Linked DNA regions of Homo sapiens: region 1 is linked to region 2. Evidence: chromatin loops called from intact Hi-C (ENCODE). Cell type or tissue: prostate gland. All regions are shown on one strand. Each heading gives the region's core, and the rest is flanking DNA. Links, peaks and the distances in the headings are about the cores only.

Region 1 (8,000 bases), core at 1-8,000, 260 kb after region 2:
TCCCTTCGAGAAAGCACATGGGGCCTGGCGCGGTGACTCACGCCTGTAATCCCAGCACTTTGGGAGGCCAAGGCAGGTGGATCACCTGAGGTCAGGAGTTCAAGACCAGCCTGGCCAACATGGTGAAACCCCGTCTCCGCTAAAAATACAAAAATTAGCCGGGCGTAGTGGTGCATGCTTGTCATTCCAGCTACTCGGGAGGCTGAGGCAGGAGAATTGCTTGAATGTGGGAGGCAGAGGTTGCAGTGAGCTGAGATCCCACCACCGCACTCCAGCCTGGGTGACAGAGTGAGACTCTGTCTCAAAAACAAAAACAAAAACAAACAAACAAAAAAAACAGAGGCCAGGTGCAGTGGCTCGCGCCTATAATCTTAGCACTTTGGGAGGCCAAGGCGGGTGGATCACCTGAGGTCAGGAGTTCGAGACCACCCTGACCAATATGGTGAAACCCCCAACTCTACTAAAAATACAAAAGTTAGCCAGAATGGTGGCAGGCACCTGTAGTCCCAGCTACTCCTGAGACAGGAGAATTGCTTAAACCTGGGAGGCGGAGGTTGCACTGAGCTGAGAGCTCGCCACTACACCCCAGCCTGGGCAATAGAGCAAGACTCCATTAAAAAAAAAAAAAAAGCGAAAGCACATGTAACATAAGTGGGGGAAGCGATCCTATCAATGGGATGACCTGGCATATGCTTTAGGGGCCAGCCCCAGTCCTTTATTAATAGTAATGCTTTCCCTACCCACAATGCCCAGAAGGCGTCCACCATGGAGCTGAGAACCACAATGCTGCCCAGTTCTTATGCTGTGCAAGCCAGGGAAGCTCAAGACAGGTGAGGCAGAGTGACTTACGCAAGGTGGCATGGCTCAGGAGCAGAAAGTGGCTGTGGGGCTGCCTGGCTGGGGCTCTGTCCCAGCATAACCTCCCCTTGGGTGCGTACCTGGGCAAAGGTTGGGCAACACACAGCCACCGTAGCGTGCGGCAGCAATAGGTGCAGAACAGCGATGGAAACTCCCTCCCGTGGTGTCTGTGCCTCGGGCCTCCATCGCGGTTAACCTGCATACAGTCTCAGAGAAGCGGCACTGCCCTCCATGACAGCCTCCCCTCAACAAGGATGCTCTCTCCAGCGGGTGCATGGGCTTGGTCTCCTGGGAAACAGCTTCAAAAAGGGAACAAACTGGTTCTAAGCTCCAGGGAGAGGCCAGGGAGGGCCTGCCTGGATCTGCCCCCAACGTCCCGTCCCCCAATTCTTGTTCTGTATCCCCATGAGACTCCGGGAAGTGCTGCGCGAGACTCTCTTTTCTGAACTGCGAGGCAGGACATGGTACCAGACAAAGGACTTTTTTTCTAGCATTATCAACTTCTTCCAATGAAAAACTTTTCAAAGCTGTGAAAATGACATCCCGTGATTTTACTGTTTGTTTACTTCTTCCCCCTTCAACCATAAAAGGAAGAAAGGGACAAGATAAATAAAGAGATGAGGGACTGGGGCGGATAGAAAAATCAAGTAGGAAAATGAGAGATGATGGCTGCGTCCAGCTAGTGTCCACAGTACCGACTGCAGAAGCCAGCTGGGGGCCGAGGCAGGCCACAGCTTTGTCGCTGAGCTTCCTGGAGGCCAGGACAAAGAAAGGAGTGTGGCCAGAGGTGTGTTCACAGGGGGCATACAATAAAAGGGGAATATTTCATAATAGAAGCCCAGCTCTTCCTGAAACAGAGGCCTAGAAAAAACGATGCCCCTTATTCGAGGGACATTCTGTTAAAATGGACTCTGTTGAAAAGGCAGCATGGGGTAGGGGAAAGAGGCCAGGCTTTGGGGTTGGACCTCTAGAGTTCAAAACCCCAGTTTCCAGGCAGCTGTGTAGCTTTGGGCAGGTTAGGTGACCTCTCTGAGTTCTTGTTGATGTCTGGAAAGTGGGATAATGAGGCAGTGAATGGAAAGGTGCCCAGCACATATCTATGGATGCCCCCCGCGCAGAGTGCTCGTTAGGGTACCTCTGGGTGGAATCAGTGGTCCCTGGTGTCTGCATTCTTCGAGGCTCCTGGGTGTGAGCCTATGAGGTGGAGACAATGACAGACTGAGCTGCCAACCCCGAATGTGCACAGGGGACCCTTCTGGTGAAGCACCACAGCCTTTACAAAGCAGCCACTTCCGCCCCCACAGGCCCCAGGCTCTCTGCAGGCTTTTCCCAGGGTCTATCTGGAGTTGGGCTTGAGTCAAACCCTTTCCTCCCCCATTAGTCCACGTGGAAGCCGCCGCATCAGATGGCTTTGCGGTGCATGGGCTTGCAAGGGCTTTGGACTTTAACTGGAGCTGCTCTTGCACCCCTCCCTCCCTCCCACCCTGACGCCGTGACTTGCCTCTGAGGACTGTAGACCCAGAGCAAGCTCTCCACGTCACCACATCCAACACGGCCTGCCTGCTACCATGGCAAGCCCACAGAGGTGGAGGTGTCGGGAAATGCTGTTTAACTGCCTCTCCTCCTTCCACCGCTATCACCCCATTTCTGAAGGAGAATGTGGAAAGGTAGAGGGCAGTTTCTTGACTCAAGCCCAGCTCCAGACAGAGCCTGGGAAAAACCAAATGAGTAAAAATCATCAGTCTCCCTGGCTCACCTGCCACTAGCATCTGTCACCTCCTGGGCCCAGGGACACAGGAAGGGGCTGGATCTTCATTCCAGCTCCCCCTTTCCTCCCCACCATGAGTCCACATGGAAGCAGCAGCATCAGACGGTCAGCATTGAAGCCACATGGCCCCGGGTTTGAGTCCAGACTCCCACTTGTCAGCTGTGTGTCTTCAGACAAATTGCCTAACCTCTCTGAACTTTGTTGTTCAGAGAGCAATTTTTCCTTCATTGTTAAGTTAGGAGCATCATAGAATCAACCCTGGGGTTGTGAAGTTATATGAGAAAAAACATGGAAAATACCCCTTCTCGTGCCTGGCACCTTATAGATATTCAAAACATATCATCGCTTTCTCTCTATTTCCATGTTTCCTGAACCATGGAATTTTTCCCAGAAGACATAAGTTGCCCAAATTTTGTAAGCTGCCCCAGGTCAGCTCACCAGCCTGCAGGGTCCAGGAATGGAAGAAGCTGAGCACCCCCCAGTGGAGGCCACGGTGTTATTTCCTCACCTCTCAGAGGCAGGGCGTTCTGAATGGCTCCTGTGAACTGCAAAATCAGAGACTGAGGCTCTCAGCTGGGAGCTGAAAGAGGGCCTAGCACCCAGGCTGTGGCTGGGCTGGGGATGGCAGCCACCCAGGTGTGTGTTCCCAACATCACATTTTCTGGCACAGTGACTTTGCCAAGTGCCCTAGCCTGGCCCCAAGGAGGCAGAGAGGAACTGGGGAACTTCCAGTAGCCTCAGGGGTGGGAACTGAGTGCCCAGATTGATACTCAGGAACAGAGACAGCGCTCGTGGGGGTTGTGACTGACCCTCGCATCTCCCTGTCACTTACCGACACCTGCCGAGAGCCCTGCCGCGTCAGGTGACCTCCCAGTGTCTCAGGGCCAGGGCCAGGGTAGAGGAGGACAAGGCACCGGAGTGAAAACCATCAGGATTGGAGTCAGGGGACCTGTGGCCTGGTCCTGACTCCGCCACTCACCATCTGGACAGTCTTTGGCTTGTCACTCAACCTCCTAGAGCCTCGGTTTGCTCGGCTGTCAAATTGGCAAATAAAACCTGTCCTCCCCTCCCTCCTCCCTCTGTCTTTCCTCTTTCCTCCTGTCGTCCTCCCCTCCCTTCTCCCTCCATCCTCCCCTCCCTCCAACTTCTTTCCATCCCTCCATCCTTCCCACCTCCATCCCTCTCTCTAACTTCCACCCTCCTCCCTCCAACTTCCCTCCCTCCTTCCAGCTTTCCTCTATCCTCTCCATCCTCCCTCTTTCCCTCCCTCCATCCTCCCTCCCTCCTTCCTCTCTTTATTCTTTCTTCCTGGTCCCTCCCTCCCTGCATCTTCCATTCCTCCTTTCTCCTCCCCATCGTCCCTCCTCCCTGCCTTCATCTTCTTTCTATCCCTGAGTCCTCCCTGCCCCGCCCCACCCCCAGGGTTCTGTGAACATCCAAGCCAAGGATGTTTGTGAAAGTGCTGTGAGAAGCACAGCGGCCGTGCTCCCACAGAGGCACCACACAGGACACAGTGACTTCAGGCTCCTTTTCTTGGAAACACTGTTGGCTGTGGCCTCTTTTCCCTCTGACACCTTGGCAAGGAGGAGCCTGCTGGTGGTAACCTCACACGTCGGCTGTGCTTCCCGCCAGTGTGGTCTCGCTTGGACAGCACCGCCCCCTCCGTCTCCAGCCCACTCAGTCACCAGTTCATCCATCCAGCAAATGCTGCCAAGAGCCTGCTCTGTGCCTAGCAGAGACAGAAGTCCCTCTCCTGCAGTATCCCTCGGGGTTCCTTTCACCCTCCCCAGGCCTATGGGCTCCACCTCCGACACACGCCCACTGCCTTCCTTCCCTCCACCTCTCTCCATCTCAGAGCACTCCCAGCTCTGTCATCTCTCGCCTGGATGCCCGCTGTAGAGTCCTGACTGGTCACTCTCCCTGCTCTCCACACACAGCCAGAAAGAGCTTGTAAAAATATCAACCAGATCACATCATTCCCCAGCTCAGTACCTTCTGGTGAGAACACATCCCTCTGTGATAAAGTCAGGCTCATTCCCTGATACCTGAAGCCCCATGGATCCAGCCCGCCCCACGGATCCAGCCCGCCCCACTTTCTGACTCTCCAGGAGCTTCGTGCGCAGAAGGGAGTCGAAGATGACATCTGAACTAAGTCTGTGTGATGGTCAATAGGACGGGGGTTGTGGGTGGGGGATCGATGAGACCTGCATTTGAATCCTGCTCTGCCCTGTGTTAGCTCTGTGACCTTGGACAGACTCCTTAGCTTCTCTGGGCCTCAGTTATTTTCTCATCTGTAAAATGGGGATATAATGATAGACCCTCCCCTCCCCCATCTCATCAGATGATCAGAACGATTAAATGAGATTGGACATGGGAAGCCCTGAGGGTGGCCCAGGCACCACGGGGCAGGGAGCAGAGCTGGGTGCAGAACCAGACCTCACCTCTCTCTTGTTTTTTTCTGAGAGCTACCACACGCACCTGCAGGGCCAGGGGCTGCCTTGGAGAGCAGAATTACTTAAAACTGTGTCGTCCTTAGGTGTTTGTGGGGCACCTGCTGAGTGCCTGGCTTCAGGCCGGGCATTGTGGGCACAGAAAGCCCCCAGGGTATTTACTCTCTGGTTCTGGAGACCCTGGGGCACCAGCAGTAGGACAGACACCATACAGGGCACGATGTGGAGAGGGCAACAGAACACGTCCTAGACGTTAGGGGCTCCTCCCGGACGCCCTAAGGAGGCCTATCCCATAGGGTTGTCAGGAGAATCAGATGGGAAATACGCACAGGGCTCCCCGCACATCTGTCTCACCATAGACCTGAAATAAACAGCAACTCTTTTGCTTGGCATCTTGGAGAGGAGGTAGGATATGGTGATAAAGGGCCCAGATCCCAGAGTGAGTCAGGGTTTGAATCCAGGATCTGCCTCCTACTAGCTGTGGGGCCTTAAGCCAGTCATTGCACCTCCTTTGAACCTCAGTTGCTTTCTCTGCAATATGGGGTTGTTAGCGATACCTGCTATGCAAGTTTGCTGGCAGGAGTCGCGATAAAGTATCTAAGTGCTTGCTTTGGAGCTGGCATAACATGTGTTCAATGCATGTAGTTATTCTCATCTGCTAACCCAAAAAATACGTGGTACATGGGGACAGGGGAGGGGACCCAGAGTGAAGATGGGTCTCAGAGGAAGGGGGGCTTCGGTTCTTAATTCCCAGGGTTCCTCCTGCCCACTTCACCCCTCCCCCACACACCAAAGCACAGGCAAGAAAAGGACACAGATCCCCAAAGACTCCCTGAGGACATTTCAGGACACCCAGGCTCCCTTCCAGGGGCCGGACAGTCCGGCCAAGGCCATGTCACCAGCTCATCATTAACATGCGATGGGGGAGGGATGCCCCGTACTCGCTTCCGGCCCTCAGCTCTGAAAAGCCTGATAACAAGTGCACATTGACGGCCCAGGTTCCCCAGGGCGAGCACGCTGTCCCTGCCTCGCATCTGAGCCTTCGCCCGAGACATTTTCTCGCTTCAGCAGTTTGGCATGTCATACAAAGGGGCTCTGATTTTTCCTGATATCCAACTCCTCTTGCATGAAAAATGGCTTTGGTTGTCTTTCTGCCTGCGGATTCCTGAGCGTGAGTGGAGGCCAGATGCCTGGTGGGCAGAGTGTCCTCACTTGCTCAACCGTTTGGAGGATCTCCCGTCTTCTACCTTGTGGCCTGCGGCCTTGAGGTTCAGTCTCTGGGGGAGTTCCCTGCTGGCTGCAGGCCTGCCCCGCACCCTCCTTCCAGCCAACCCCCTTCCCTCACCCTGGTGGTTTCTGATGTGTCTCCAGTCTTCTTTGTGCTGCTGCCATTCGCACAGTCCCAGTCACCACACCCACACGGCCAACCTGAGGTTCCTTTTTGTGTGAGCATCCTCTGCAACCCAAACCCATTTTCCCCATTCCCCAGTGCCGCCTTCTCTTCCTCTCGTCCCTCTTTCTCTCCTTTCTTTCTTCCTTGTATTTCTAATTAATTCTTCCCCTTTTCCCTTTGAGTCTGCCATCTTTGTAAACCACGCAAGCCCTCTCCTGCTTCCTGTTCAAGTCAGTCTTTTGAGAGTTCTTGAAGCATTTCCTAGATAAAAATGTATTATTTTAACTCTGTGATTATTAGGAGGGTTATTAAACATGAAGAGAATTCTATTAAATGGCAAATTGAGTGAGCCAAAAACCCACAGATGTGGAACCTTTGAAGATCATCTGGTACGAAACAGATGTGACTGTACCAGTGGCTGCTTTATCAAGCTGGGAACAAATATTGGAAGGAAATTCACCAAAATGTTAAACTGATGGTCATGGGAATGAGGAGTGACTTATCTGATCTCCTTCTTCTTTCGAACTTCTGTGATGCAGAGAGGAAAAAATATAAACCCGATATTTAGATGAAAAGCATCCCAAGCCCAGTCTCCAGACAGATGAATGGGTGTGTATGCCGATTTGACACGGCCGGTGTTTGTTCTTTTCATGCTTTTTTTTTTTTTTTTTTTTTTGAGATGGAGTCTCACTCTGTAGCCCAGGCTGGAGTGCAGTGGCGCAATCTCTGCTCACTGCAACCTCTACCTCCTGGGTCCTGGTTCAAGTAATTCTCCTGCCTCAGCCTCCCAAGTAGCTGGGATTACAGGCATGTGCCACCATGCCCAGCTAATTTTTGTATTTTTAGTAGAGATGGGGTTTCACCATGTTAGCCAGGCTGGTCTTGAACTCCTGACCTCGTGATCTGCCCACCTCGGCCTCCCAAAGTGCTGGGATTACAGGCATGAGCCACTGCACCCAGCCTGTTCTTTTTATTCTTAAATGCATCCAGGAACACGCTCCCAGGCACTATGCCCAGCGACTTCTTGCCAGCATTTTATTACAGGCCACTTCTGACTTATAACCAAATTGATTCCTGGATCAAAGCCTTTGCAAGCCAACCACAGTTGAATCTTTATTTCCTGTCAGCACAATTTCCACATTGGGCTTCCATCCCTAGAAATCCATCTCCTACAATAAAAGTGCTAAAACTGACCATGAAAGTAAGTGAGAAGGAAATAAAACCCAGATCTATGCTTTTACAAACCTTTATCACATGTGTAAACCTAAGTACTTAATCGGAAAGCTGTGTCGTGAGAGGCCCCTCAGGGAGAATTTTTCTGCCTGAGTCAGATGGCTCAAGATTTCTTAATATGTGACTCCGATGAGGTTTGAGCAGAAGACGCTTGCTTTTTTAAATTATTTCCCTAGGAAACTGTCCTGTGGCAAGCTTAAGCAGGCTTCATTGCACCAAAAATCTTCAAACTCTTTAAAATAAAAGATTCTTTTACCTCAAAAATTTTCCATTGACAATTCCCTTTGTGTAAATTCTT
Region 2 (9,989 bases), core at 974-8,973:
ATAGGCATACATCTGCATTAGCATGCAATCAGTATGGTGTATTTACACTACATGAGTGTGTTCATATGGATGATGTAGTGTAATATATCATAGGCTGAAATCCTGTAATTGTTCTGATGTTCTTAATGCCTGACTTAATCCTTCTCACTCTTATTTCATTTTTTCTCATTTTTTAATGTTTTCCCAACTCAATCGTTGCAATCTAATCAACCATTCTATCCCCAAACTATGGAGGGGAATTTTGCAACTTGCATGTAAATGGTTTTAAAAACCTGGTCTATTATTGTCATTTCTGATAGCGCCACTCTCTTCTGGGAAGCTGGTTAGGGCCACACACCAGCTGTGCTCTCAGCGTATTGCCTGTGTTCGTAATTAAAATCAGCCCAAGATTGTCGCAGTGCTTTTATGTTCGCATTAGATCAAACTGGAAAATTTAAACCCTCAAATGCTCGGGTGGAGGATTTGCAAGGGGAGAAACCCTACTCCCCGACCCCAAGCTGGAATCCACATCTAATGCTCTCTCAAAAACACTGTCCTAAAGACAGCATCTAATAAATAATGTTTTTAGAGTTTCTCATCTCTAGAACTTGTATCTCACCCTGCAGATGTGCCTGTTAGAGGAACCACAGGAGATTTGTGACCTAGAGATACTGGAAATGAGAAAGAAAAAAAATATTCCTTGAGGTTTCCTAAGTCTTGCAGAGTGTGGTAAATACTGTGTGTGAAAACTGCCTTTCAAGGCTTCTGTTGTTACTGCCCCCCCTCCACCCCGCCCTTGTCTGTGTTTGAAAACCCTGTCCCATGATTCAATGCAGGGTGTTGACTTTGGATACACATCTCCAGAGGCTGGCCACACCTGAATACACTGAGCCTCTGTGCAACTTCTTCCTGTGGAGTAAAACCCTCCAGCATTCTCAGAGGAAAGAGGCACCTCTTGATCACTCCAGGAGGTGGAAACAGTTCCTGTTTAAAAACCAAGTAAACCCCTCTCATTGCACCCCCTGCTACTTCAGAGGAACACCTCCATTCTGATGGAAGGAACTCGTACTTGGGTCCTGGAACCCTATTTGGGACCCAAACCTCTCCCACTTGTGTGGCCTGACGTGCCTGAGTGCTGTTTGTGTCCTTTTTATTATGTTGAAAACTTTGTTATTCCAAAGAAACATCTGAATCACAGAGCTTAGTTTCCCAGCATGTCGGAAAGCTGGGTGCTGGTGTAAAAAACTCAGATGTGGCTGAAAAGGGAAGTAATGAGAGGGGAGAAAAATAAGAAGAAAGAGTTAGGGTGAGGCTTTCACCTCCCTGGGTTCTTGCCTGGCTCCTCCTAGCTCTAATGAAGGGCTGTCCCTGTCCCCTTCTCCTTAAAGACTGTCCCTCTTCTCCCACCTGCTGGGCAACGTGGCTGTCACCTCGTCATTCCAAGAAGGCAGCAGGGTGTGGCGAGGAAGTGCCACACTGCCTGGGTTCAAGGGTTCAAATCCCAGCTCCAATATTTCATAGCTGTATAGCCTGGAGCCATGCAGCTCATCTCTCTTGCCTCAGTTTCTCCAAGTCTAAAATGGAAATGGTAAAAGGACCAACCTCCTAGGGATGTTGGGAGGATTAAATGAGTAAGTATGGAAGGTGCCTAGAACAGTGCCTGGCTAGATTTGTGTTTGCTGCAGTCATTACTCAGCCTTTTCTCTGCCTTCCATCCCCAGGAATTATGAATTACAGAGTTTTCCCTAATGGAGGTGTCACTGTGCATTGCTGGTTTCCAAGAAGCCATTGCCAAGTTAAAGTGAACCCTTTGTTGTCCTTTTTTTTTTTTTTTTTTTTGAGATGGAGTCTCACTCTGTTGCCCAGGCTGGAGCGCAATGGTGCAATCTTGGCTCATTGCAACCTCCACCTCCCGGGTTCAAGCAATTCTCCTGCCTCAGTCTACCGAGTAGCTGGGACTACAGGCACGCGCCACCATGCCCGGCCAATTTTTTTACTTTTTGTAAAGAAGGGGTTTCACCATATTCACCAGGCTGGTCTTGAAGTCCTGACCTTGTGATCTGCCTGCCTCGGCCTCCCAAAGTACTGGGATTACAGTCGTGAGCCACCGCATCCGACCTCATTGTGCTTTCTAAACCACTCCCGGGCCCCAGTTGGGAGACCCCGGTTGTACATTAGGTACAAATAACCCATCAGATAGGAATCTGCTCCCCGTACCCCACCCTACTCCCACCTGCAGCAGTGAAGCAAGGCCATCTTGAATTCATTTAAGAACAGAGATGAGAAGTGTCAAGTCAACAAAGTCTCTTTTCTGACATGTTTTGTGTTGGTGCTTATTATGTTTCCTGTGTGGTTTTGTTATGAGGACAAGAAACAGGCTACTCTACCTGAGAAAGAAAATGTCACCCGCATGTTGGAAATTCACCCTGACCCAGGCAGTGATAATAGCGTGCCACCGCTCGCTCACACCTCTCTTCAAAGTGGCTTCCTTGGCTTGGTCATGAGCTAATCTTTACCTTGTGGCTTTTTCTGAAAATAGACTTGTCAACACTCAGTCCGAGTCTGGCCCCCAGTCACTGGTTTTCTCTGTTGACAGGCTGCAAAGAATCATGCAGGAAGGGCTCTGTCCATGAATTCCCAATGGTCATGGGTGGTCAGCCAGCTCAGAGCTGATGGTTTGGGTGGGGGCAGGCAGGACACAGCCATAGTCTCAGCTCTTACTAGGGGTATTCGTTTTGTGACTCACATTCCCCCAGGTGCTCACAGCCTGTAGATACCCTTAGGGTCACAATAATTGTATTAATTTAGACTCCCTGGCTCTCTCCTGGCCCATTGACAAAACCTCTGTTCACTTCCAAAGCCCAGCAGTTGCAGCTGGGAGATCCCAGGAGTATCTCGTGCGGTGGTGAAGTGATCCGATCACACACCTTTCCTCTCCGGTGTGAGGCCCTCTGCTTTGAGGCCACTTGCATCCCAGCCATGTTCCCCCCCACCCGCTGCTTCCTTTGGGGAGAATGCCCCCTTGTGAGTCCACGCCCCCCTCAAGCTGCCAGGCCTCATGCATGGGGCCAGAGAGCTAGGGTGCAAATACCATGTGTAAAGGGAAAAGTGTCCTGACCTCAGCTGCCCTTGTGCCCTCAGGCCTGTGCCCACCGTTGGAGACAGGAAACACCTACCTCCACCTTGCCCTCAGGCAGCCCCTCCTGCTGGAGACCAGCTCCTCAGTCCTGTCCAAGTCCCCTGAGGGCAGCTGGGAAGCCCCTGTCTTTTTAGGAGAGGTCTCACTGTTCCACCCCCTCGTCTCTTCCCCCTTCCTGGAATGGAAATTTGTCTTCTGACGCTGCCACCTGGCAGCAGGCGATGGCTGTGGCGAGACTACTCAGAATGGCAGCAGCCACCAGCCCCGAGCTCTGATCACTCCCTCACCACTGCAGGATGGCGAGGCTCCCAAGCCTGCAGGACGAGAAAGGGAGTGTTGACCCATTTTACAGATGAAGAAACAGGCCTCAGAGAAGTGTGCAGTGCCTTTACTGGTGTCCCAGACCGCTGCTGGCAGACCCCAGATCCCATGCTTGTCACCTTCCTGAGCGCCTAGTGAGCTGCCTGACACAGAGGGCCCAGAGAATAGCCCAGAACAGTGCAGCTGCTGCTAGCCTTGGAAGCAGGTGTCCCATTGAGCTATAATTAGGCCCCTTGGTTTTAAAAACTGGTGTGGATTAAAAAGGCTCAGTGAGGGTAGGATGAAATCAATGATTATGGAAATATTGTGCTAAATTTAATGACAGTCGGCCCTGCTTTCAAATTGCTTGCTCCTGTCAGAGACATTTTATAAAAATTTTCCGTTGAGTAGTTGAGCAGTGTATCCAGCATTTCGGGGATAGGATGTGTTTTGTTTTTTGGTTTTTTTTTTTTTCTCTGTGAGGATGCCCAGTCATCCTGTTTTTCCTTTCTGCAGCAGCTGCACAGCCATGGAGGGAAGGCTCTGGAACCTTCTTCCTTGGGGAACTGGGTTTTATTGCCAGTTATAGCTTGGGTGCGTTTTTTGTTACTGTTTTTTATTGACTTCAGGAGCTGCTGTTCTGTGCTCGCTTAGCTTCAATTGGATTTTCCCAGAAGTGGCTTTTTCATTGAACTCTGCCCTCGTGTAACTGTCGTTACTTCTCACTATTTTCCAGGTCGTTCTTTGTTTCTAAGATAAACACCGTGGCTCCCTCGGACCACTCCAGGGCCCCCTGCAGCCCTCACTGCCTCCCTTCCCCCCAGGCCCTTTCTTGGATCTGTGGCTTGCAGAGTCTGCACCCAGTCAAGGGTTTGGAAAGATTCGGGAGACACAGAAAGGCCTACAACTGTTTGGATCTTTGTTTTCTAGAAATAGAGCACCCAGAGATCTTAAAACCCACTTTTGGCATCTGTAGTTCCGTTGGCACTCTATAGTTCCGTTGGCATTTTGCAAAGTCCTGGCACTTACGTGAGTGATTCAGGTCATCTACTATAAAGGATACAGTTTTTTTTTTGCATCTGCGTAGATACAATTTTGTGTCTTGTTTGTGCCATCTTGCCCCATTTACTGGGACTTCACCTCGGTAAGGCAGACTAGTGAATCTTAGGTGGATCTCTGCTAAAAGATCCCAGCCAAACTGCAGTTGCTTCAGAAACTGAATACCACAAGAGGGCAGTAAAGATTTGCAAATGAAAGATTCCATGACACCTGCACACAACAAACAGCAATCAACTGTTGCCTGGATGTCTTTACATTTTAGTGGACATAGAGATGAGATCACCACCTTGTGCTCCCCATTGCTTCTTGGCTTTAGAGGATCTTCAGTGTGCTGCAAAGAAGTCAAGGGTTTCCCAAGAGCTGGATGGCTCCTTCAGTCTATTCTTGCTTGCACTGGGCCCCAGCCCATTTTCTATCTCCCCGGGTTTTTTTTTTTAGCACCAGAGAATTACCCACTTCGAAGCCATGTTGCTGACAGTCTGAAAAACTATTTACTTTGATGATGTTTCTGAGTTCATGTGATTCTTGACCCTGCCACAGCCAACCCATAAAGCCAGTGTGGTGGTAATTCCAAAGGGGAGCATTCGAGCAGGAAAAGGAATAGGTTTCCAAAAATGATTAAGTGCCCAAAGTTCTCGAACAATGCTATGTCATGGCTGTTGCAGTGCGCACTGGGCCTTCCTCTAAGCCGGGCATCAGACGCAAGTGTGCCATCAGCTAGCTCCCTGGTGGGAGAAAAACATTGTTGCAGATGGAAAAACTTAAGGTCATTGGTGGGGAATCCTCATGTAAGCCTGGAGATTTAGCAATTGGGGAGAACGCGGTACAAGGGCAAACCGCCTTTCCAGGAGGTGTTTAGCAGGTGAGACAAGGCGTGCACCACCAAGATTAGCGATCCTAACAGATGTGTCAATTATCAACAGACAAATCTGGGAAACAGGGAAAAATTTGGTTGGCTGCAAAGAAAATCACACACCGGGATACTAGAGGTGAATATTATGTGGTATGAAAAGAACCAAGCACTTCGCAGTTTCCACATCTGGCAAAGTGCCAACACGTCAGGGTCCCACGTTTCTCCTTGGAGAATGGCTCAGTTGCCATGACAACGGAGGCCCTCTCGCTGCCTGTGAATTTATTTTAACCGTGGCAACAGCCAAAGTGGGTGTGTCCATGAAAATATTTCTTGTTAAGAAAACGATTGAATGTGTTGCCCTTACATTTTGCTCTGCTGAATACATACTTCATTCACCACCATTGTATGGCTGCAAAATTTCCTTTTCCTGTGCTGCCTGGCATAGCAAGCATTGTGGAAGAGCCTGAATAGTGATTTAATTCTAGTGCTCTTGAGATTCTTAATTGTCGCTGTTGTGATAGATTAAGAAGATACAGACATTGTACTGAAATCTAACTGCAAATGAGGATGAGTGATTTGAGAACCTGCGTGATACAGGGCAAGGGTCATCGAACTGCAATCCACAGCCCAGACCCCAGCGGCTGCCTGTCTTCACCATTAAGGCTTTATTGGAACACCTTCCCTCCTTTACTCACTTTTGCAGCTTTCGAGCTACAATGGCAGAGTTGGAGAGTTACAACAGAGACAGTATTTGGCCCACAAAGCCACAAATATTTACTATCTGGACCTTTACAGAAAAAGTTTGCTCACCCTCGATGTAGGAGGAAGAGCACTAGGTTCAAAGGCTGGAGTTCTGGATTCAGAGCTCAGGATGGAAAACTGATTTAGACATATCGCGGTGCCCCCTGGGCTCATTCTCCTCATCTGTAACATGGGCAGCCTTGATGAGACTATCCCCAAGTTGCTTTTGAATTCTAAAAGCTCTGTCATCCTCCTGCTGTTAGTCAAAGATTACAGCCCAGATGGGGCAACCTTAGCACAGGGAAACGTACGGGATGATCCAGCATCTAGTTTCAGGGCCTCTGTAGAGAACAGAGCGTCCTTCTCTTCCTCCACCAGCACTGCCACGAAGCGGCGCAGAGGCTGTGGTGAAGTTAGCTCTCTAGACCTCAGCATCTTCATCTGCATCCTAGGCAGGTCAGACTCCCCAGGGACCCTTCTGTGGCTGACAGTCTGTGGTTCTGAGGCCCTCGCTGCAGTTGCCAGCAGGAGAAAGAATGACTCATGCCTGTGATTTGCTGGTCACCTGTGATTCCCGCCTCCGGGAGAAAACTCCAAGTAGCAGGTGTTGACCCAGTTGTGTGGGAGGAATCACCCAGGCCCTTATTTCCAGGTTGCACTTACAGATCGGATTGTGCAACCAGAAAAATGCCGTCAGAAGGAAGTGGGGTGGCTTGGGGGACTGACTTACTAAGGATCACTGTTAAGCTCTCCATACAAATTAGCTCCCCTTCTGTCTTAGTCCACTCGGGCTGCTATAGCAAAATACCATAAACTGCATGGCTTACAAACTGCATATGTTTCTCTCTCTTAGTTCTGAATGCTGGGAAGTCTAAAATCAAGGCAGGTGAGGTGTCTGGTGAAGGCTCACTTTCTGATTCACAGATGGCATCTTCTGGCTTTGCCCACACATGGTAGATGGGATGAGGAGCCTCTCAGGCCTCTTTTTATTAAAGTTTTTATTATTTAGAGACAGGGTCTCATTCTGATGCCCAGGCGGGAGTGCAGTGGCACAATCACTGTTCACTGCATCCTCGAATTCCTGGGCTCAAGCAATCCTCCTGCTTCAGCCTCCCGAGTAGCTAGGACTACAGGTGCACGCCACTGTGCCTGGCTAATTTTTAAAATTATTTTTTGTAGAGATGGGGGTCTCACTGTGTTGACTAGGCTGTTCTCAAACTCCCAGCCTCAAGCTATCTTTCTGCCTCAGCCTTTCAAAAATGCTGGGATTAGAGGCATCAGCCTGGGATCACACCCAGCTTCCAAGGCCTCTTTTATAAGGGCACTAATCCCATTCGTGAGGGATCCACCCTCATGACCTAGTCACCTTCCAAAGGCCCTGCCTCCTGACACCATCATCTTGGGGCTAAGGATTTCAACATGTGAATTTGAGGGAGACACATTCAAACCATAGCACCTTCCAAGACCACTTTCTGTGTTGTGGAAGAAAAGATGTGTTTTTGTTTTGACATCTGAACATAAAACACATATACACAGCCACATGTGAGAAAGAAGTACAGTTAAAAATTCCAACTGTGAATTTAGACACACAACCCAAAAGAAACCAAGAGCCTGCCTTCAGGAATTAGGCTGCCTTGACTCTGGGCTTCTTCCTCTTCTCTTTGACTATTCATGGTGAGATTAAAATGTCTGTCCTTGTGCAGCTGGGCACAAGGGTACTTGTTTGTGACCTCCCCAAAAAGGTCACAAACAAGTAATTAATGTTTCATTCATCCAGGAATCTATCCTGGGGACTTCAAGGATGCACACATATTTAGACCACAAAATTGTTCATCTGCATGTCATTGAAAACAGAACTAGGAAAAACCTAGGTGTCTAACAATAAGGAATGGTTACATCAGCTACAGTAGAGCCGTGTAGTAGGATATGATGCAGTCACTCAAATCATGTGGCAGAAGAGTGCTTATAACCAGAAGTTCACAATAAGCAAAGGGGAGAAGCAGGTTACAAACAATCTGATTCTATCTGTATCACATAGGAAATCATGAAAAGAAAGGATTAGGAAAATGTCCACCAGAATGTTATTAATGATTACCTCTGGGTAATAAAATTATAAGATTTTAGTATATATGCTGCCAAAATGAGTATAAAATTTTAGATGTTTTAGGCCAGCCGTGGTGGCTCACATCTGCAATCCCAGCACTTTGGCCGAGGTGGGTGGATCACTTGAGGTCAGGACCTCGAGACCAGCCTGGCCAACATGGTGAAACCCCGTCTCTACTAAAAATACAAAAATTAGCCAGGCATGGTGACATGTTCCTGTAATCCCAGCTACTCAGGAGGCTGAGGTGCGAGAATCGCTTGAACCCAGGAGGCAGAGGTTGCAGCAAGCCAAGATCACACCGCTGCACTCCTGTCTGGAAGATAGAGCGAGACTCCGTCTCAAAAATAAATAAAAATAAAATTATAGATGTTTTAAATTTTGTTCTCTTTTTTCTGATGTATCCATGCCTGTTAGATTTTCTAAAATGAGCAGGTATACTTTTACAACAAGAGGCAGCCTTGCTGTAGAAATTATTTTAAAGCAACATTTCTGCCTCTTAAAAATGTTATATGAAAAGCTGCCTTCCCCATATACTCTACTCATTGCTTCTGCAAATATTTGAGGACCACCATGCCCCAAACACCATCCTAGGCACTGGAGCTGTGCCGGGGAACAAAACAGACGAGCCGTGCGTGCTCATCCCAGTGGCCGAAGAAAGTAACAAACAAGTAGAGAAATACAGGATTGGTAATGAGAAGAGAGGGAGGGAGTATGCACCACAGAAACCGGTGCAGGGACAATGTCAGAAGGAGTAGGGAGCCTCGGGGCTAAAGCATCCTTTGAGCAGAGATAGAAGGGAGTCCCGTGCCTATCTGGGTCAGAGGAAGTGCCCAACTGCAAAGGCCCTCAGGCGGCAGCGTGCTTGGCGTGTCCCAGCAGATGAAGTATTGAGCCAGAGAACAGCGGACATTTTATTTACTCTAACTGTGCTACCCAGGAGGCTGTCATGCCCATTAAGTAGCATCATTTTAACCTGTTGCCCCGTTACCGAGTAGAAGATAATAGATATCATGACTTGGAGCTTATTAGAAATACACAGGCCATATTCCACTAACGATACCGTGAAAACCCTCAGTTCCTTTGTGGCTTTCTGCTTCGAAACACTTGATCTCTCTTAACTAACGTTGCAGTGGGTGCAGGTAAAGGCATTACCTTAGAGGTATGATGCTGTGCTGGGCATCCTTGGTTATATATGGCATGGCTATTTCTGTTAACCATGCCCTGTTACATGGAATAGCAATGAATCACCATCAGTGTTGTTTTGCCAGTGTTGTTCAGATTAGCTGTGAATACAGAGGACTTTCATCGTTGTACAAAAAATGGTAGGAGAAATCCACAATTATTCATTTGTTCCTATGGTTGGTCATCGTTGGCCTGTCCGTGGAATCTTAGAAGTAGAAAGAAGCTTCTGTTGTCATCTCTCCACACGTTGCAACTGTCTTTGATAAGTATATTACTCAAAGCCTTATTTTCGAGAATGCTAAGAGATCATGTATTTTTGAAGACATATTTACAAAATAGGTGAGAATGAACACATTTAAAGTGGAATGTAGTTACGTTACTGGAAAGAAGTCCCAATCCAGACCCCAAGAGAGAGTTCTTGAATTTCATGGAAGAAAGAATTTGGGGCAAGTCCACAGAGTAAAGTGAAAGCAAGTTTACTAAGAAAGTAAAGGAATAAAAGAATGGGCCGGGTGCAGTGGCTCACACCTGTAATCCCAGCACTTTGGGAGGCCGAGGCGGGCGGATCATGAGGTCAGGAGATCGAGACCATCCTGGCTAACATGGTGAAACCCCGTCTCTACTAAAAATAC

What was found. A loop is a pair of places that touch in the nucleus more often than their neighbours do. Peaks named below come from ENCODE experiments on the same cell type or tissue, not always from the same donor. Only the 100,000 strongest peaks of a DNase experiment are listed, where the experiment ranks them.
Region 1: it touches region 2 in a loop (5-fold over the local background); 14 of 110 quality-filtered maps call a loop at or near these places.

What each region holds. Positions count from the first base shown.
Region 1 is chr17:66,972,623-66,980,622 of GRCh38, forward strand. The region is part of intron 1 of CACNG4 (calcium voltage-gated channel auxiliary subunit gamma 4); the gene reads left to right. Among named protein-coding and RNA genes, the nearest start is that of CACNG4, 12 kb to the left of the region's middle. RefSeq lists enhancers at 2,857-3,811, 3,812-4,765, 5,510-6,087, 5,871-6,165, 6,088-6,664. In prostate gland, for the core only: a CTCF peak has its summit at 3,124 (motif pointing left); DNase peaks (open chromatin) are centred at 3,209, 4,236, 7,483 and 7,776; H3K27ac peaks cover 369 bases.
Region 2 is chr17:66,711,252-66,721,240 of GRCh38, forward strand. The region is part of intron 8 of PRKCA (protein kinase C alpha); the gene reads left to right. Among named protein-coding and RNA genes, the nearest start is that of MIR634, 71 kb to the right of the region's middle. RefSeq lists enhancers at 2,552-2,611, 3,242-3,938. In prostate gland, for the core only: a CTCF peak has its summit at 4,647 (motif pointing right); a DNase peak (open chromatin) is centred at 4,630; H3K27ac peaks cover 1,687 bases.